2 separate regions of the Homo sapiens genome follow, and region 2 is linked to region 1. The links are chromatin loops, found by intact Hi-C in ENCODE. Cell type or tissue: right lobe of liver. All regions are shown on one strand. Each heading gives the region's core, and the rest is flanking DNA. Links, peaks and the distances in the headings are about the cores only. Region 1 overlaps AQP9 (aquaporin 9). Region 2 has its middle 22 kb from the start of AQP9.

What was found. Hi-C counts contacts between places; a loop is a spot of excess contacts. Peaks named below come from ENCODE experiments on the same cell type or tissue, not always from the same donor. Only the 100,000 strongest peaks of a DNase experiment are listed, where the experiment ranks them.
Region 2: a loop joins it to region 1, with 2.6 times the contacts of the local background. A loop is called at or near these places in 35 of 110 quality-filtered maps.

The regions. Positions count from the first base shown.
Region 1 is chr15:58,170,911-58,180,580 of GRCh38, forward strand. It overlaps AQP9 (aquaporin 9), which reads left to right. Exons shown (of 6, transcript NM_020980.5): 3 at 2,158-2,295; 4 at 4,008-4,126; 5 at 8,218-8,435. Among named protein-coding and RNA genes, the nearest start is that of AQP9, 37 kb to the left of the region's middle. In right lobe of liver, for the core only: no CTCF peak of the experiment used is centred there; no DNase peak of the experiment used is centred there; H3K27ac peaks cover 501 bases.
Region 2 is chr15:58,111,546-58,121,215 of GRCh38, forward strand. No RefSeq gene overlaps it. Among named protein-coding and RNA genes, the nearest start is that of AQP9, 22 kb to the right of the region's middle. RefSeq lists an enhancer at 1-235. In right lobe of liver, for the core only: a CTCF peak has its summit at 4,251 (motif pointing right); a DNase peak (open chromatin) is centred at 6,346; H3K27ac peaks cover 1,461 bases.

The DNA of each region.
Region 1 (9,670 bases), core at 782-8,781:
TCACTTACGGCCCCCTTGGTTTTTTGTTGTTGTTGTTGTTGTTTGTTTTTGTCGCCCAGGCTGGAGTGCAGTGGCGCAATCTCTGCTCACTGCAACTTCTGCCTCCTGGGTTCAAGCAATTCTCCTGCCTCAGTCTCCTGAGTAGCCAGGATCACAGGTGCGAGCCACCACGCCCAACTAATTTTTTTTTTTTTTTGAGACGGAGTTTCGCTCGTTGCCCAGGCTGGAGTACAGTGGCACCATCTCGGCTCACTGCAACCTCCGCCTCCTGGGTTCAAGCAATTAGCCTGCCTCAGCCTCCCGAGTAGCTGGGAATGCAGGTGCCTGCCACCACGCCCAGCTAATTTTTTCTATTTTTAGTAGAGACGGCGTTTCACCATGTTGGGCAGGCTGGTCTCAAACTCCTGACCTTGTGATCCACCCAACTCAGCCTCCCAAAGTGCTGGGATTACAGGCATGAGCCACTGCACCTGGCCCCGCACCCCTTTTCCTTTCACAATGGCTACCTCCAGGCAGCTGGAGGCAGCTACTCTGCAGCAAGCCTCTGGGAGAAGAGAAACTTCCCACTGCCCTGTGTGCCCCCTCCTCCCTCCTAACCCCTGTTTCTAGCCTTCCCTGGTAAGGTGTACTGCTAGTCTCCAGAACTGTGGCTTTCCTGGATTTGAAAGGAAAACACAACAGTTGAAGTGTTTATAAGGCTTTAGGAAATCATCTGTGCTTCAATACACTGGCATTTTCTTGCTCATTGTAGCCACTGAGTGGCAGGGGCAGGTGAAGAAAGGACTCTTGTGGCTTAGCCAGCAGCCAGAATCCCCCACCCACTGCAAGTCCATTTTGCCCTGGAGACTTGGAAAAAGCATAGCTTTCTCCACAGGGAGTGGTAGAGGCTTCTGGAAACAAGTGCACCTATTGGTTCTGTGCAGGATCATCATCATCATCATCATCATCATCATCATCACCACCATCATCCCTCCTTTGTTTACGACCAAGGCCACAGCCTGAAAGTCCACATCTCAATGTGGTGTCTCTGATTCCCCCTCCACAAAAAATGTCATCTGTATTCCTCAAATGAACATCTGTTTTCACTAGGAAGTGAGCCTATATGCTCAGACAATTTTTTTAAATTCTTTATTTATTTTTCTGCCCACAAAAGCAGAGAAGCCTTTATAAACACGGTGAAGATGGGCTGGAAGTGGTATAGCAGAAAACACAGGCTCTAGAATTCAGATAAACCTGAATCTGAATCCTGGTTCTTCCATTTACTGACCATGTAGCCTTAAGAAACTTACTTTCCGTCCATGCCTCAGTTTTCTCATCCGTTAACTGGAGTAGTACTCATCTCATTGGGTTCTTAAGAGGATCAAATCCACCTACTAACCCTACAATGGTGTCTGGTAAGTATTTGATAAATGCTGCTGTTGTTGTTACTAGCAAAGCCAGCTGGGGATGTTAGAGACCAACCACAGAGCAAACTCTCTATTTGATTTTATGGCTGGATGCAAGTCAAGGAAGCCGATTTCTCTAGCTGGAGCTTGGGCTGGGCTCAGGAAAGGGTTGCTACATTTCTGTATAGGAGAGAAATGCATTGTTTATGCAGAGGAACTGAGAACAAGCCACTCACACTGTGACCACCTCAAAATCAACTATGCCCCCACCCTCAGCAACCCACAGTCATTTTCCTTTAAAGATACATCTCTTTTGAGCTTGTTTTTATATCCTCTGGGCATGGCCGGAGGAACTGCTAGATATAGATTTAAATCTTATACATATATTGGATAAGCATATTGACTTTTAAAAGATATCGAAGTTAATAGCTACATCAGTCTGTTTGGGGTGACTGCTTTATAGATAGAGGGATTCAAGCCTATTAAAAAAACAGCCACTTGAGCACATCAAGTTTCTTTTTATACCTGACTCTCTTTTCATCAAGATAAACATTCTAAACTGTTATCCAAGGATGCCATGAAAATGATCATTCCTCCTTCTCTCCCTGCTCAGATACACACTCTCTCTTTCACGTGCATACACACCCCTCTTTCTCCTCATAGGCAGTAGTTCTCTGCCTAGAAGACTGAATTCCACCTGAGGTCTCTAGATGGTTTTCTGTATATTCTTCTTCCTAACCTGCCCTCTCACTTCTCCAATCTTCCCTTGCAGGTGGTCACATCAACCCAGCTGTGTCTTTAGCAATGTGTCTCTTTGGACGGATGAAATGGTTCAAATTGCCATTTTATGTGGGAGCCCAGTTCTTGGGAGCCTTTGTGGGGGCTGCAACCGTCTTTGGCATTTACTATGGTGAGTAAAGTCCCTGAGTCCTAAGGTTAGGAAGAGCTGGGCATAATTTGAAAGTCAGAATTACTTGGTAGGCACAGGCGAGAAAAAGCAAGGACGGGAAGCATTCTACAAGTGACAGCAAGTTCTAAATTTGAGAAAATGAGGCCATATTACCATTCCAGCAAATTCGTGAATCCTGTTAATGAAAATGGTCATATCTTAAATGGGGAGCAGAACTTAAAGGAAGCCTGTCTTTGTGCCAAGCCAGCACTGCAACATACACATCCATACAACAAGCAGTAGGCCAGTGGCTTCCCCACTGCTGTCTCTGATTTGGCTGGGAAAAGAGGTGTTTTCTGGTGACAAAGGTGTGACCAGTAAGTATTGAGAGAAGGACTCTGGGAAGATGTCTTTGAAGGAAGAGACACAGCAGAGATGTGGGCTGGGTGGGAGCCTCATTGCCCTTCTATCAAACAGCCAGGGCTTCCACTCTGCAACAGTCCTTGGGAAAAACACAGTATTGGTCATAGAAGACCAGACTTTAGCTCTAGCTGTTCAGTAAATACCTGTGCAACTTAAATAAGTCATCTGATCTGACTAGCCTCAGTTTCCTCCTCTGGAAAATGAGGGAATTGAATCAGATGACTCTCGAGGCCTTTCAAACTAAAACACCTTGGTGTTCCCATGAAATCAACTGTTAAAGCAGCTCCTTCCTTCTAACCCAAGGTAAGCCTTAATACATTATGACTTACCCAAACTGAAGACCTTAGGAAGTAGAATTTATGAACCAGGCCTTATAGAAATGGGTCATGGAGGGCTGGGTGTGTGGTGGCTCATGCCTGTAATCCCAACACTTTGGGAGGCATAAGTGGGAGGATCGTTTGAGCCCAGTAGTTCAAGACCAGCCTGGGCAACATAGGGATACCTCGTCTCTTCAGAAAAAAAAATTAAAAATAAGCCAGGTGTGGTAACTCACATCTGTAGTCCCAGCTACTCAGGAGGCTGATAAGAGGATTGCTTCAGCCCAGATCAAGGCTGCAGTGAGCCAGGATCATGCCATTGCACTCCAGCCTGGGCAGCAGAGCAAGACCCTGTCTCCAAAGAAGAAAAAAAAGAAAAAAAAAAAGGAAAAGAAATAGGTTATGGAAAGGGACTTTTCCCCATAGAGTGTCTCTCTGAGAATTAGAGTCTAAAAGGGCTAAAATGGAATTCAAGAACACACAGGAAATTCAGAGCCCGCTGCTGTGGCAAGAATGGCCTGGGGTCAGTGCTAGCTGTGGCAGTGGCTGCAATACCCCTGGCTCTAAGGGCATCTTCAGTATACTGCAACACCCTCAAATTCTGGAGTGGTATTAGGGGTTACTGAGAGCCCTCTGGGAATTATAAATTATTCCTAGAGCAAGACCAAGCCCCACTTTGGCTTACAGTTGACCTCGAAAACTCCAAGAATTCCCCCAAAAGAGAACTCATTCCCAGGACCCTATCGAAGAATAATTTGTCCAAGTTTGCAGTGGGCCATTCAGAGAGGCCAAAGGCCTTCTTCCTTTGACCCTCCATCCTGGGATTCACCTGGGCATCTCTAAAACTATCATTCCTCGGAAGTAGAGAGAGACAAATGACATGGCTATGCCAAGCTCAATCTGAGTGACTGGTTGTTTAGCACAAGGCTTGGCACAGGCCTCCTTCAACTCTTCCCAGGGAACACTAATGTGCCAGAGCTTTCTCTTTCATAGATGGACTTATGTCCTTTGCTGGTGGAAAACTGCTGATCGTGGGAGAAAATGCAACAGCACACATTTTTGCAACATACCCAGCTCCGTATCTATCTCTGGCGAACGCATTTGCAGATCAAGTAAGTGTAGATTCAACAAAGACTTAACTTTGGTGAAAAGATATGCTCTCATAAGGGGAATGCATTGGAGAATTAGAGACCAATCAGAAAGGAGAGATTATATTTCCAAAGGCAGAGGTTGCTGGGCATAACCCAAGCTTTCTTGATAATCGTTTTACCTTTACAAGGAGCTGATACCACCAGAAAAGTTTTCTCCTTCCTCTTTAATACGTACACTTGTTTAACATTAGTTGAGATCCAGAAAAGAGTGAATGACTAAACATTTCAATCCCTGTAGACACAAATGGACTTCACTTCACTATTGACTCTTTTGAACAAGTGGTCTAAGTGTGGAGGCCACAAGAGAAGATATTTCTATTTCAAATCAAAGACTGTGAAGGGTGGTAGTTGAGCCTAGGGGATCATCAATCCTCTCTGTCTCACCATGTGCATAGGTTTATTTATTTAAACTCTCAAGGTGGCTAGAAGTATCTCTGCTTATTGACCTTTAAACAAGCTTCTAGCACCCAAGCATACTGTGGTGTAACCAATAGCACACCTATTTGGTCAGCTTATGGCAGGACTAACATTGTCAACTCAAAAGACTCTTCTTCCCTTACTGTGTCCCAAGAAGGCTGCTGGTTATCTTGGTCAGGGCAGTGGAAGGAAGGCTATATTTTTCAGTATCTCTAAGTTCTTCCTCTATGATCAGGACTTATACAGTGGAGCAGATCAGAATGGGCATGTGTATAAAATGGATCTTCCAGTTCATCAGCTATGCCCACCTCCATTCAATGTATGGATGAAAAACTATGCCCTCATGTCCTCAGCTTTTTTACTTTCCACTTTCATCAATAAATCAAACAGGCAACAAGTGTTCATTAAAAACTCACTATGTGCTTGGCCCTTTGTCTGGAGCTTGAAAGACTGACGAGTAAATGTGAGTTGTAAAGATCCAAGATGCAGAGTCTGAATGCTTGAATTAAAATAGCTGTTCTGCCTCCAACTTCCTGCGTGGCTTCAGCAAAGTACTGAACTTTTTGGGTCGCAAGTTATTCACTTGTAAAATGGGGATAATATGAGCCTTCATGAAGTTACTTATGAGGATAAAAAGAATAATATGAGAAAAACGCATTGTAAGCAGTATCTGCCCAGAAATTTTGAATCTAGTTGAAGAGCATTGAACAAGGAAACAATGCAAAATAAGATATAATTAGACAGAGCTGGGCACGGTGGTTCACATCTTACTCCCTGCATTTTGGGAGGCCAAGGTGGACAGGTCACTTGAGCCCAGGAGTTCACTACCAGCCTGGGCAACATGGCAAAACCCTGCCTCTACCAAAAATACAAAAATTAGCCATGCGTGGTGGTGCTTGCATGTAGTCCCAGCAACTTGGGAGGCTGAGGTGGGAGGATAGCTTGCACCCAGGAGTTGGAGGCTGCAGTGAGCTATGATTACACCACCACACCTCAGCCTGGGCAAAAAAGAAGAAAATTAGATAGGAAACTGGAGTATAGCGACCATATTATAATAGAAATTTGAAGCAGAGAGCATAGAAGAGCGAGGACAATTTTGGTTATTTTGGTGTTTTTCTCTAAGCTTTTTTTTTTTTTTTTTAAGACTGAGCCTGTTGCCCCAGGCTGGAGTGCAGTGGCGTGATCTCAGCTCACTGCAACCTCCACCTCCCAGGTTCAAGCAATTCTCCTGCCTCAGCCTTTGGAGTAGCTAGGATTCCCAGTGTGAGCCACCACTCCTGGCTAATTTTTGTATTTTTAGTAGAGACGGGGTTTCACCATGTTGGCCAGACTGGTCTCGAACTCCTGACCTCATAATCCGCCTGCCTAAGCCTCCCAAAGCTGTATCTTGATCAATGCTGACCTGCATACCATATCCTGAGCTTCCTTCATTGTGTCCTTGTCTCAGAGTGAGTTGGCAATTTCTCTAAGGTCTGTGGTTTCTAAGCCCATTATTGTGTATAAAGTCAAGTAGAAAAAGCGAATATTAGAAAACCCTGAGGCTGTAACCGTCAGCAAACCCTGAATGCTGTCCGTATTCTTAGGCTTTGGAGAGAGTTCCAAAAATTGCCAATTATCAGTCAGTCAACACCCAACAGAGCTCTTGGCCATCATGACCATATTTTGGGGTCACCTTATTTCAAGATTACTAAATTGTTTAGCTGTAAATACTCTTCAAGCATATTCCTTGGTTTAGTTAATAATCAATCATTTATTTACCCAATAACTATTTACTGGGCACCTACTTAGCCAAGTACAGCTCTATACTCTTCCTTCTTCAAGGAGTTCAGAGTCTGAGGCTCAATCTAACAAGTAAGTAGATACTCTTTTGCAGAGTGACAGGGACACTGATACAAGTAAAGTCAGAATGTCATGGAAGCCCAGAGGAGGGAGCTTTTACTCTGCAAGAGAGAGTTGGAGAAGGCATTCCAGAGAAGAGTGCTCTTGGGGGAACATGTGTCTTTTAATATTAATTAAAAATTATTTTAACATTATTATTTTGGAAAGCAGATGAAATGATAATGAACTTAAACTTTAAAATCAGTTGCCTGGTTCCCATCCTGATTCTTCTGCTTACAAGTTTGACATTGGACAAGTGTCTTAACCTTGTTTTACTCGAGTTTTCTTATCTATAAACTGAGAATAATAGCAGGATTTACCTCACAGCATTACTGTGAAGTTTTAATGAGATAAAGCATATGAAGTACCTGGCACATAATAAATGTTCAATAAATAATAGCTATCATTTAACTGTTAAAGTAAAACAGTAGTTTGGAAAACTAATAACATAGAAACCAGCTATAATTGGCCAATTCAAATACCTATTATCATTTTTGTTTATTGTCTTAAAATTTTTCTTTTACGTATGTTTTTAAGTAGAGTCAACCCTACATATCCATGAATTCTGCATCCATGGATTCAACCAACCATGGATCAAAAATATTTTTAAATTGCATTTGTATTGGACATGTACAGACTTTTTTCTTGTCATTATTCCCTAAACAATACCGTATTCACATTATATCAGATATTATAATAATCTAGAGATGATTTAAAGTATACAGGAGGATGTGCATAGGTTATATACAAATAATACACAATTTTATATTGGGGACTTGAACATCCATGGATTTTTGGTACTTGCAGGAAGTCCTGGAACCAATCCCCCACAGACACCAAGGGACAGCTGTATAAAACACAAAACAAAACACAAACACAAACAAAAAAATACAAATTTTTTTCACTTAATGTTATAAGTATTTTTAAATATTACTACATAGCTTTTATGTTTATAGTTTTTAATGGCTATACAGTAGACTAAAAAAAGAGTAAAAGCTTCCAGTTTTTCAGTACTATAAATTTTGCTAAAGTGGACATTTTAAAATGATTTTTCCACGTTTTAGATTATTTCCATTGTGTAATTCTCAAACATCCAGCAGCATCAAATTGTATAAATAAATTTATGTTTTTGAATGCATATTGCTAAATTATTGCTGAATTTCCTTTTAAAAGCATAGTACTTGTTTAGATCTATTAGAAAAGCCTGAAATAACGGGTATCTTTTTCCTAACATTTGATATTGTTTGGATTTATTTTATTACTAATGAGTTTTTACCACTGCTTTCCTAATTCTGTTTTCCTTTTTTGAATTTTCTGTTCACTTCCTTTGCACACTCATCTATTGATATCTCACATTGCTTTTCTCACCAATTTGAACAAGCCTTTCATTCATTTTTCCAGCCTGCAGCTTGCCGTTCTACTTAGCTGAGTAGTAGCTTAGCAGGATAGTGTGGTATTAAGATAACAGTCTCTGGAGCCAAACTCTCTGGATCCAAACCTGACTGCCACCTACTAAGTGGGCAGGGTAACCAATCTGTAAATGAGAATTATATTGGCTTCTCCTCTAGAATTGCTGTAGAAAGAAGAGAGACTGGCACAATTATTCACCCAGTACATGCCAGTTATTACTAGGCATATTGTAATATAAGTAAAATAGTAATATTGTAATATTGTAAAATAGTAAGAAGGGATGATTTTGAGACATGCAGGTGAGCAGAATGCAGGCTAAAGCCCTGGCTCAACTTCTCCCTCTCCAGGTGGTGGCCACCATGATACTCCTCATAATCGTCTTTGCCATCTTTGACTCCAGAAACTTGGGAGCCCCCAGAGGCCTAGAGCCCATTGCCATCGGCCTCCTGATTATTGTCATTGCTTCCTCCCTGGGACTGAACAGTGGCTGTGCCATGAACCCAGCTCGAGACCTGAGTCCCAGACTTTTCACTGCCTTGGCAGGCTGGGGGTTTGAAGTCTTCAGGTAAGTAACAGTGGTGGGGAAGAGAGAGACAGAGTCATGCTGCGCCTCACCAGTGGGGCGGGGCTTTGACATGGAGATCCAGGGAAGTTCAGATGACAGCGCCAACGTTAACTGCACACTCTGGTCATAAGCATGAGACATTTCACTGGTATTTTGTGGTATGATGTGTGTGTGTGTGTGTGTGTGTGTGTGAAAGAGAGAGAGAGACAGAGAAAGAGAGGCGGCTCTAGGTAAATTCAATAGAGATAAAACTGTCCCACATAATAATAATCCCTCAATTGCTATATGATTTTATGTGAACATTTTAGCTGTATAACTTGTCTGCAGATTCATTTTGTGACAAAGTTGGGCTACAATTTGCATCCTATGATGCCACTACAGGGCTCTTCCTCGTGAACCACGCAACCTATGCTGCACTTATTCCACAGATATTTGTTGGGCATTATCTGTGCTTTAGTCACTGTGCTAAGCAAGGAAATTTCAAATCAGCAAAAGCACTCACCTTGAGCGATATAATAAGTGCTCTGGCAACCCCTAAAAGTGCTGCAGGAACACAGATAACGTGTGAGTAACTGCCAGGGAAGCAGGGAAAGACATGACTGCAAATGTGAGAGCTGACTTGGTTCTGGAGATATGAGTAAGAACTTCCGGACAGGACAGACGTAAGATTGAGCCTCTGCCCCAGAAATGGCAAGACTCCACACTTTCTACTTCAGAATGTGCTGAGGAAATACGCCAACTGTTGGTACCTATCTTCTAGGACAAAATTTGCCCCTTCACTACTTCCTGGTTTCCCTGCATGCAGTCACAGAGGCGCATCCTCATCCACCCATGGCAACTTCCTATGGGGAAGGAGCTCACTTTGGTTCATCAGGAAACAGGGCTCTACCATGGAGAAAAGTAGGAAAAACATGTGTGAGCAAATTCTACTTTAATGTTTCCTGTGAGAACAAAGGACGTGAGTGTTCCCAAATGATGACCTAGACATAGAGTCATCAGGGTTTGGCCTGCATTTCACCAGGGTGAAAAATAAGTTAAAATAACTGGTACCATTGAGATCACCACCACAGATAGCACTCAGAGCATCTAGAGTGTAAGTGCCATGAGTACCTTGACAGCCTTTTCCCCTGGTATATCCACAGTGCCTAGAACAGGGTGTAGCTCATAGAAAGGCTCAATAAAAAGGTATTGAATAAAAGAATGAATGAATTCTATGTGACGGACACTTCCTAGGA
Region 2 (9,670 bases), core at 969-8,968, 59 kb before region 1:
CCCTTAATGCTTGGTGCAGAGAGTGGATTGATCTGATAGGTAAGAGAAGACATTGTAAATGTAGCAGGAGAATGCCGGGATAAGAGTGACATTAGAGAAATAATTTTCTGGATTGTTAAAGAAACCAGTTAAGCCAGTGGCTCGCAACATATTTGGGGCACTGACTGCTGAGGTAGATTGAATAATGGCCTCCCAAAGACATTCACATTCTAATTCCTGGAACCCATTAGTGTTATGGTATGTGGCAAAGGGGACTTTGCAAATGTTAGGGATCTCAAGATGGGGAGACTATCCTGGATTACCTGAGTGGGGCCAATGTAATCACAAGGGTCTTTATCAGAGAGAGACAGGAGGTCAGAGTGAGTAGGCAATGTAACGACATAAGCGAGGGCTGGACTAGTGCAAGGAGGTGACCACAGGCCGACAAATGCTGGTGGTATCCGGAAGCTGGGAAAGGCAAAGAAACGGAAGCCTCCAGAAGGAGTGAAGCCCTCCCAAAGCTTTGATTTTAGACTTCTGTCCTCCAGAACTGTAGGAGAAAAAACTTATGTTGTTTTAAGCCGTTAAATTTTTAGTGATTGTTACGGTGGTACTAGGAAACTGATACAAGCCCCTTTAAGAGGCTGATGGAAAGTATTATTTGACACAAGAAATACGTGTATGTACACAAACACACAAGAATTTAAAAAATATTTTCAGGGGTTTTATAGTCCCACTAAAGCTCATCTGTGGACCTTATAGAGGGTGTTTAGTTCCCAGGTTAATAAACCCTGGAGTTGACAGGTTATTTTCATACTTAACACATGTAATAAAAAGGTTTAGGGCTGTATCAGTAAGACAGGAAAAGACAGTGTAAATCTAAGAGGTATTATGGTAGAGGGCTAAATTTGCAGTCTAAGGACAGGGCTACATTAAAGCTGACTCCAAGATTTCAAACCTGGGAGACCAAGAGAATAGGTTATGTCAACAAGAGATGGAGAAGGTAAGAAGACAAGAAAGTTTGCCGGGAAAAATGTGGGGTACAGCCTGTGATACAGAGGCTACCATTCGAGGTCTTCAGTTCATCTCAGGACCTAGAACCCCCAAGGAGAACACTTGTGTGAGGCAAACCAGAGGCTAGAGCTCAGGCTTGAAAAGAAACGTGAGAGAATGAGCAAGAGAGAGGCCAAGAACAGAGCTTGGGGTAGAGTTCCCCCAGCAAGGAATTGAGTAGAGCCAGGGAAGGGACTGGAAATGGATCATCATGGATGCCACAGAGGTGGGCGTGAGGATGATGCCCCCAATCTGTACCCGCCAATTCCTCTAATCAATATAATAACTGACTGCTACCTGAGGTTCAACCCCAGGATCAGTTCAGTTCCTAGGAAGACTGGTAAGTTGGTCTTCAGCCAGAGGGATGTTAAGATGGAAAAATATAGTTAATTGACTCAGAATTGGGGCCAAAATAACAACAAACAACAGAAGTAAAATAAATAAACAAAGTGCAGGACAGCATAATGTGAAAAGATACAACCAGGGCTGTCCCAGGAAATTCCAGATATCTGGTCTAACTTGATAATGGACAACGAGGTCTATGTCATTATTTTAGGAGTCTATAAAAAGGTACCCCTACAATATGTAGACAGCTTAAGGAAAGGGTCACTCTAAATTTTATGCAAAAAAATAGAACATTCTGGAGAAAAGTATGAGCTCTAGAACTGTTGGGGTGATTGGACCCAACACCAGGTCGTGGGGGTGACGAAGTCCGGCAGAATTAAAGAAATGAGAAAAGACACTTTGAGAGAGAAAGTGGGACCAGCGGGCCATCATGAGTGTGGAGGCTGCGAAGGCCCCGAGTTCTGGAAGCTCAGACTATTTATTGGTGATCAAACAAAGAAACAGGTGGTGAGAATGTGGGGTTGAAAGGGAGCGTTGCATTAAGCACATGATTTACAGCTGTGATGGTTTAGCATATGCTCTGCTACTTGAGATAGTGGAGAGCAGGTTCTTTTAACTCAAGATACAATCAATCCTGGGAGAGCAAGGAGCAAGGAGCCAGCAAGTCTAGACACATTCCAGAGTCAAGAGCCCTGGATTCTATCCAAGCCACGAGGGGTTTTATGCCCCGGACTTAGATTATGGTGTGTCAGGGTAGCCTTCCACCTTTTAGCACAGAGTTTGGTGTTCCAAAGGCCACAAAGGGTTTTAGACCCTGGACCCCACATGTGTTCCAAGACTCTTTTACATTATGTCAGACATGCAAGCCCTGCCTCAGCTTCTCCCAACACTCAGCTTTTCCCAACATAGAACCAGGAAGACCTCGATTCAAATCAGGACTCCTCCAGTTACTGCCACCCAGGCAAATGTCCTAATGCCCGGAAGTCTAGTTTTCTTATCTTTAGAACTGCAATAACAATATCTTTCATTACAAAGATATTGCCAAGATTATGTGTGGTAATATTTGTATTGTAAATTATTTTTAATCTTCCATATTTATGATTTTTTGGTATCTTAAGAAAACCTTTCTAGCTGAGCAGAGACTGCTCCCCCAGGGCTAGCCAATTCTTAAAGATTACCAAATGGCTCAGGTAGGAGCACGTCTTTGATATACTAACCAATCCAGAGCCATACCTTCTCTATCTGGTCCACACACCCCAAGAAGCAAGATTTCTGTGCCTTAATCATCAAAAGACCAGGTGCCAGGCAATTCGCAACCATCCATATAGCCTAAAGCCCACTGAAATTATCAAAATAACCAATGCTAAACTGTACACCCTGTCCTGATTTTCCTTTCCTTTGGAAATCTCAAAACAGTCCTAAACCTTTATTTAGGGCTGTGGTGGCTCACCCCTGTAATCCCAACACTTTGGGAGGCCAAGGTGGGAGGATCACTTGAGCCCAGGAGTTTGAGAGCAGCCTGGGCAATGTAGTGAGACCTTGCCTCCATAAGGTCTCTACAAAAAATTAAAAATTGGCAGGGTGTGGTGGCTCGTGACTGTAATCCCAACTATGAGGGAGGCTGAGGTGAAAGGATTGCTTGAACCCAGGAGTTGGACACTGCAGTGAACTTTGATCATGCCACTGCACTCCAGCCTGGGTGACAGAGCAGGAACTCATCTCAAAAAAGAAAAAAAGACCTAAACCCTCTCCTTGCTACTGTCACCTGCCTCCCGACCACCCTAGTGTCTTTCCCTTATATGTAGCACTTTGTGGGGTAGCATGGCCTGCCGTGCCTCTTGTCTCTAGGATCTGTGAGTATAATAAACTTCGTTTTTTTACCTGAGCCTCTCCTGTATCTCCTCTTGGGGCCACACCTGATTGACCATCACATAAAAGATTACAAAACAATATTCATAAAGCAATTTGCATGGTACTTGACACATAAAAAATTGCTCAGTAAGAAGTGGCTGTTGTCCCTTGATAAGACAGCTGCTAGGCAGTATGTCTTGGAGATGTTACACAATATGATTGTGCTCCTCCACAATAACATTCTATCTAATCTAGTCTGATCTAATCTACTTCCACATCAGATCAAGGGGGTGTTACTCTGAAACTGTAACCCACTCCATAGTATTGTGAAATGTCTGAGGTCATGGTGCTGTCATAAAGAAAAGGGGTTGCTTGGAATCTAGAAAAAGTATAGACAAAGAAGAGTCACAGGTATTATGTCCTTCCTGTTTGTCATATGGACTGTGTTATATGAAATAATTCATTTACTCCTCAGAAGAGTCCCATGAGGTATGAACTATTATTATATTCATATGTCCTATAAGGAAACTGAGGTGCAAAGCAGTTAATAGCTTGCTCAAGGTTCATAGCTATTAAGTATTGAAAGAGAAATATTAATAGAAACCCAAGCCCTCTAATTTGGGGGTTTTTGAACTCAACCCTATACTCTTCTCTCTCTCACGAGTAAGGAAATGGTCTCCAGCACCACTCAGGTGATGGAGTCATGACCAAAGAACACAATGTTCTGGTTCCTTCCATAGATAGATCCCCACAGTAGAAATAGGTACATCAATCAGGTTACTGTCTGAATCTTTTCTGGAACAGAGTGATAGGAATGAGGGTGCTAGGGTTTCTGACACATAAAGATTCTGGTTGCTGGGCTAGATGTCAGAATGGATGGGGACAATTTCCAAGAGTTATCTGAAGGACAGAAGCCAGGAGTGAAAGTCAGGTTGAGAACTAGGAACCATCTAAAGAAATATCAATCCCAAAGCAGATGGACTCAAAGGTGAAAACCTGGCTGAGGAAAAGGGAGTATGAAATAGAGCCACCAGATGGAGTCATAGGGTCTGGAACCTGGAGACAGAATCCCTGAGAGTGGAATGGGAAGCAAGTTCTTTCTTGAAGGGAACCTGTCTGTGGATGGAAGGAGCAGTTCAGTAATAACAGTGACTTGTTAAGGCAGCCATTCCCTCCATTCTAATCCATGTTTTCCAAGATTCCAAGAGTAATTTGGCTTCTCTGATAGACTTTACTACTAAGGAAGCATGTGCTGATCAGCCAACAGGGTAATCATGGTTGTTCTGCACAACGTAAGTTAATAAATGGTCATCTTGTTTGTTAGTCAGTATCTGGTGAATATTGTAACACGATTCAGTTCTCCAGGACTCAGTCACATTTGGGCAATACAATAAAATTAAGCTTCCAGATCTGGGAAGCTGAAAACATCCTTGGTCTCAGTTGATTCCACTCGAAGGACAATCATATCTCCTTTTGTAAGAGAGTTAATCAGTCTTACCTTAACATCTTTTTAGGGGCAAGAAGTTCCATAAATTCTATGTACTAAGAGTTCATTTAATTCAATTGCATGCAAATTAAATGACAATATTATATTTTACAAGCAGTAGCGGCACCAAGAGGTGGCTTGTAGGGCTTTAGGAATCTCCCAATTTCCATCACCTGCTTCAAGCCTCCCCAAATATAATTATAATGGACCAATTTTGGAGGTGTGTAACTCACATTTTTCAAAACTTATTTAAAGTATCTTCACAAAACAGTTCTATGGGTCCACATCATGCATTCAACACAACTCCAAGAAGTCCCCAAGCTCTTCTTCCAACCAGACTTTTGACCCTGAGGCCCCACTGTTCATGAGTGAAATCAGTAGCAGAACAAGGAGGGACAGCACATTCTAGAAGAAAGAAGACAGGACTAGAAATTAGGGGCTGGGTGCGGTGACTCAGGCCTGTAATCCCAGCACTTTGGAAGGCCAAGGCAGGTGGATCACGAAGTCAGGAGTTCGCAACCAGCCTGGCCAAAGTGGTGAAACCCTGTCTATACTAAAAATACAAAAATTAGCTGGGCAATGGTGGCATACACTTGTAATCTTAGCTACTCAGGAGGCTGAGGCAGGAGAATTGCTTGAACTCAGGAGGTGGAGGCTTCAGTGAGCCGAGATTGTGCCACTGCACTCCAGCGTGGGCGACAGAGCAAGATTCTGTCTCAAAAACAAAAACAAAAGAATAAAAGAAATTAGGATACTCGATCCTAGCATTCTAGTCTTGGTCCCCCATGAGCTGACTCCAGGGAAGTCACTGAGTCTCTCCTGCCTTATTTATGATAAAAGAGTTGGGTTATGTGTATATTACCATTTTTTCCAAATCTAAAATTCTGATCTTGCGAATCTCTCTGCAAGAGAGTAGACAATGTTATATTAATTTCTTTGCAAATGCATTTGCTAAACAAAGGGATGAGTACTTATTAACCAGCGAGTCCTCATCTCTGTTCTAATTTCACCCTGGGCTATTTGATAAAATAGAAGTTCTATACATTTACCAAATTTACCAACACTGTAACTGTTTTCTTAATTGGATTGAATTCATCTTGAGAGCCAGGGCTGCTTTTCATTTATCTTCCTGTATTCAGGACCTAGCACAGTGCTAAGCATCCATACACTCAAATAATGTTTGCCGAACTGAACTGAGTCCATAAGAATTTTTAAAAATATAATATAGACAATATAGGAAGTCCATTCAGTCAACATGTTTTAAGATAGTGGATTAAACCACTTTCAAGGTGTCACTTTATCTCTTTCATGTACCAAACATAATAAATATTTAAAAATTATAGATAAAATGCTCATTTGAAAGGTGTTGTTAACTTCCATTTAGTTTCAAATAGATTGCAATGCTTTTCTTCCTGTCCTTTAGTAGCATACCAAATTTCAACAGTCTCTTTGATATCATGGATCAAACAAAAACAAAAGTGACCTTGCTTCATTTAGTTAACTCACTTTCCCTTAAATAAATTCTCCCTGAACAAATGTTTGGGTAAACAAATGGTCTTCATCTTTGTACCCAAAAGATCAATGAACTCAGATCACAGAGGACATAAAAGTCACAGAGTCAAGGAACCCCTTGGCGAGCACACATCCAGTCATGACTATGTTCAATTCAGATTGCTCAGTCAAAATGGAGCTGACTTAAATTTTTTTCCTACTGCTTATACAATTATTAATTGATTAGCTACTTTTATTATTTTAACTGTTAAAACCACTCAGGTTTGTGGGAATTTGATCAATTATTCTGAGATTCATCTACAAAAGATCTACCTGAATAAACATGGTCAGTCTCCAAAGTCTTTGCATTAAGCCAGAGGTATTTCAAAGTGTTTTTGAGCGTGTATTTCCATCAAGAAATATGGCATTTAAAAACACACCTTTCATTCACTACCAAGAACAAAGGTTTTCGTACCAATGGCATATTCTGCAGTGACTTCGTAGATAATGGTATATTTGAAATGACATAATTTTGTTTTTAATTTTCTACAGGTCATTGTAGTATATTTTCAACAGCTTGCAAATTAATTTTTAAATTATAATATAACCCTTGCTGGTTTTGGGAGATGAGGGAAACTTTCCTTGCCTATGTGCTTCAGTGTCTCCTGGAAGTCTATGGAGAGCCACAGGATATTGGCACCAGAAAAGACATGGCATCTTTCCCGAGGATGAAATAAAGGTCACCTAACTGAGACCAGTGGCCGTTGCTGTTTCTCTCCATTGTATTACAAATACGACGGCAGGAGAAGAGGGTTATATTGAAAGGAGCCATAACAATTGATTTTTGCATCCTCTTTGCTCAGTGGAGCAGTTGGAATGGAAATTTGTTGAGTCGCTTCTGGAAGGAGAGATTTATGATCTGGCACCTTCATAGACATGAATGGCAATATAACGAATTGAAAGAGTGATAGTTGCTAGGACCAGAAGGAATCCCCAGATTCTCAGAACTATAAGGGGAGTACATGGGACTAATATTCAGCGAGCAGTAGGCTTTGAGGCTTTCCACTGGCAAAACTTGAAAAGCAAGCAATGGACTCCCGTCCCGATTGCTAAGAAATTTAGGGTAAGTTCAATGGCTTTCTCAGGATATTGTGTTCAGCACCCCTGCTAGTGGGGGAATGGAAGTGGAAAAGTGCAGGGACTTACAGAGAATGGAAGTCCTAGATGTTTTAGTCCACTGTTAATGTGTGGGAAATGTGATTCCTCAACCCAATTCCCAGGTAACCTGGTAAATAATTTAGGCTCCTGAAATACTGACATTGCAGTTGTAACACTAGGCACCTTATGCACAGTTGTTGCCAATGCCCTATCATCAAGGCACAGGCCTTTGTGTTTTTTCAGTTCTGAAGATGAGTTTTGACTGGATCACTCCCAACCTGTGTGATCAGCTGTGTGATTGGGAGACGCATATGGCCAGGCCTGTGGAGTCCACTCAGGCCAAGTGACAAAGACCAAGCTCTTGGCCTCAGCTTTACCCTCACAGAGAGCTGCAGTTCTACCTAAGTTACCTTTCCCCAGTTTTAGTGTATTCATTCTATGTAATAGCACAATCATAAAGAAATTAGAAAAAGTTGAACAACATTTTTAAAAAATCATAACAAACAAAAAGTTATGTTCAAAATGTCCTTGCAGTTTTGGCAATGGGATTTCCCCATTGTGCTTAACCAATGGCAGGAGGTGTGATAGAACAGGATTCCAGAGGTGCAGGTTTGAATCCTCCCTCTCCACTAACTGCATCATGATTTTCGACAGGTCAGTCCTCTTTCTTGAGCTTCAGTTTCCTCAACTGCATAGTGAGGGTTTGCTTCACAACTTCTCATGTGTTTATTAAAGATTACACACCAGGCCAGGTGTGATGGCTCATGCCAGTAATCCCAGCACTTTGGGAGGCTGAGGTGGGGGGATCACTTGAGGTCAGTTTGAGACCAGCCTGGCCAACATGGAGAAACCCCATTTGTACTAAAAATACAAAAATTAGCTGGGCCTGATGGCACACACCTGTAATCTCAGCTACTCAGGAGGCTGAAGCATGAGAATCTTTTGAACCTGGGAGACGGAGGTTGCAGTGAGCCTAGATCATACCACTGCGCTCCATCCTGGGCAACAGAGTGAGACTCTGTCTAAAAAAAAAAAAAAATTAGGCACTAAGTATCTAACAGTCTAACAGTCAACATTTGTTTTTAGGCACTCACACTGTAGTAGGAGAGACAGGCAAGAAACAAGAAATTCATATATATATATAAAGTATGCACTATATCTGTTCCTTTTACTTTATAGGATTGTTTTGAGACACAAATAAAATAGTTGATGCAAATGTTTGATAAACCGTGAAGAGCTATTTTTTTTTTAATGAAAGGCCCAGCATTCTGTCCATACTCGATTCTCCATAAATATTTATTAAATTGTGCTTCTGTGATTATCATTTTTTTGTGAAAATGTTTTGTGTGTTTGGTAAAAGCAATCTTCCAGGTTTTCTTAGTTCATGAAAATGGAGTACATTGAAATGAGGTGATATTTCTAAAGCAGAAGATTTAACATGACCACCTGGATGTGACTGTATTCTCTTATCCTTTCCCAAAGCCTTATCCATCTCTCATCAGCCTCTAAGACACACAATTCCTTTCCTTGCTCCTGCAACCCCTGACCAGAGTATCATAGATTTGTGGGTCTCGGGACACAGAAAGAAGGAAAAGATATCATGTCTGTTATGCAAGTTACTGGTAAATTTTGTTTCTTTGCATTACATGTTACCTGTACTAACCCCTTTAGACCATACCAAAAAGTATAAAACATAGTTCTTTTTTTTCTTTTTTTTTATTATTATTATACTTTAAGTTTTAGGGTACATGTGCACAATGTGCAGGTTAGTTACATATGTATACATGTGCCATGCTGGTGTGCTGCACCCATTAATTCGTCATTTAGCATTAGGTATATCTCCTAAAGCTATCCCTCCCCCCTCCCCCCACAAAACATAGTTCTTACTTGGGAAGAGTTTATAATCTATTTGAAGAGAGAAAACATATGCATGCATACACATGTACAAATACACAAGAAGAGAGAAGAAACTGATGTGATTAAGGGCTGTGTAATTCATACAGTGAGTGGTATATGTATTTGATCGTGGGAGATTTCCCTGTTCAATGGAATTGTGAGGGAAGGGCTCATAAGTGAATTAGTAAGTCCAATTCTTCAAAAGGTGAGGTGAGTACAATTTGGATGGAAAAAGAGGCGGAAGAAGAATCTTCCAGAAGAGAGGATACAGCACAAGCAAAGCCTTGTAGGCAGAAATGAATAAGGAGTGTTGTAGAGGAATCTATAAGTACCCTTCGGATAAAATGAAGTGTTTCATGCTGGGAATATTGAGATACATATTTGGGCAACTATGAAGGAGCAGATTTATGG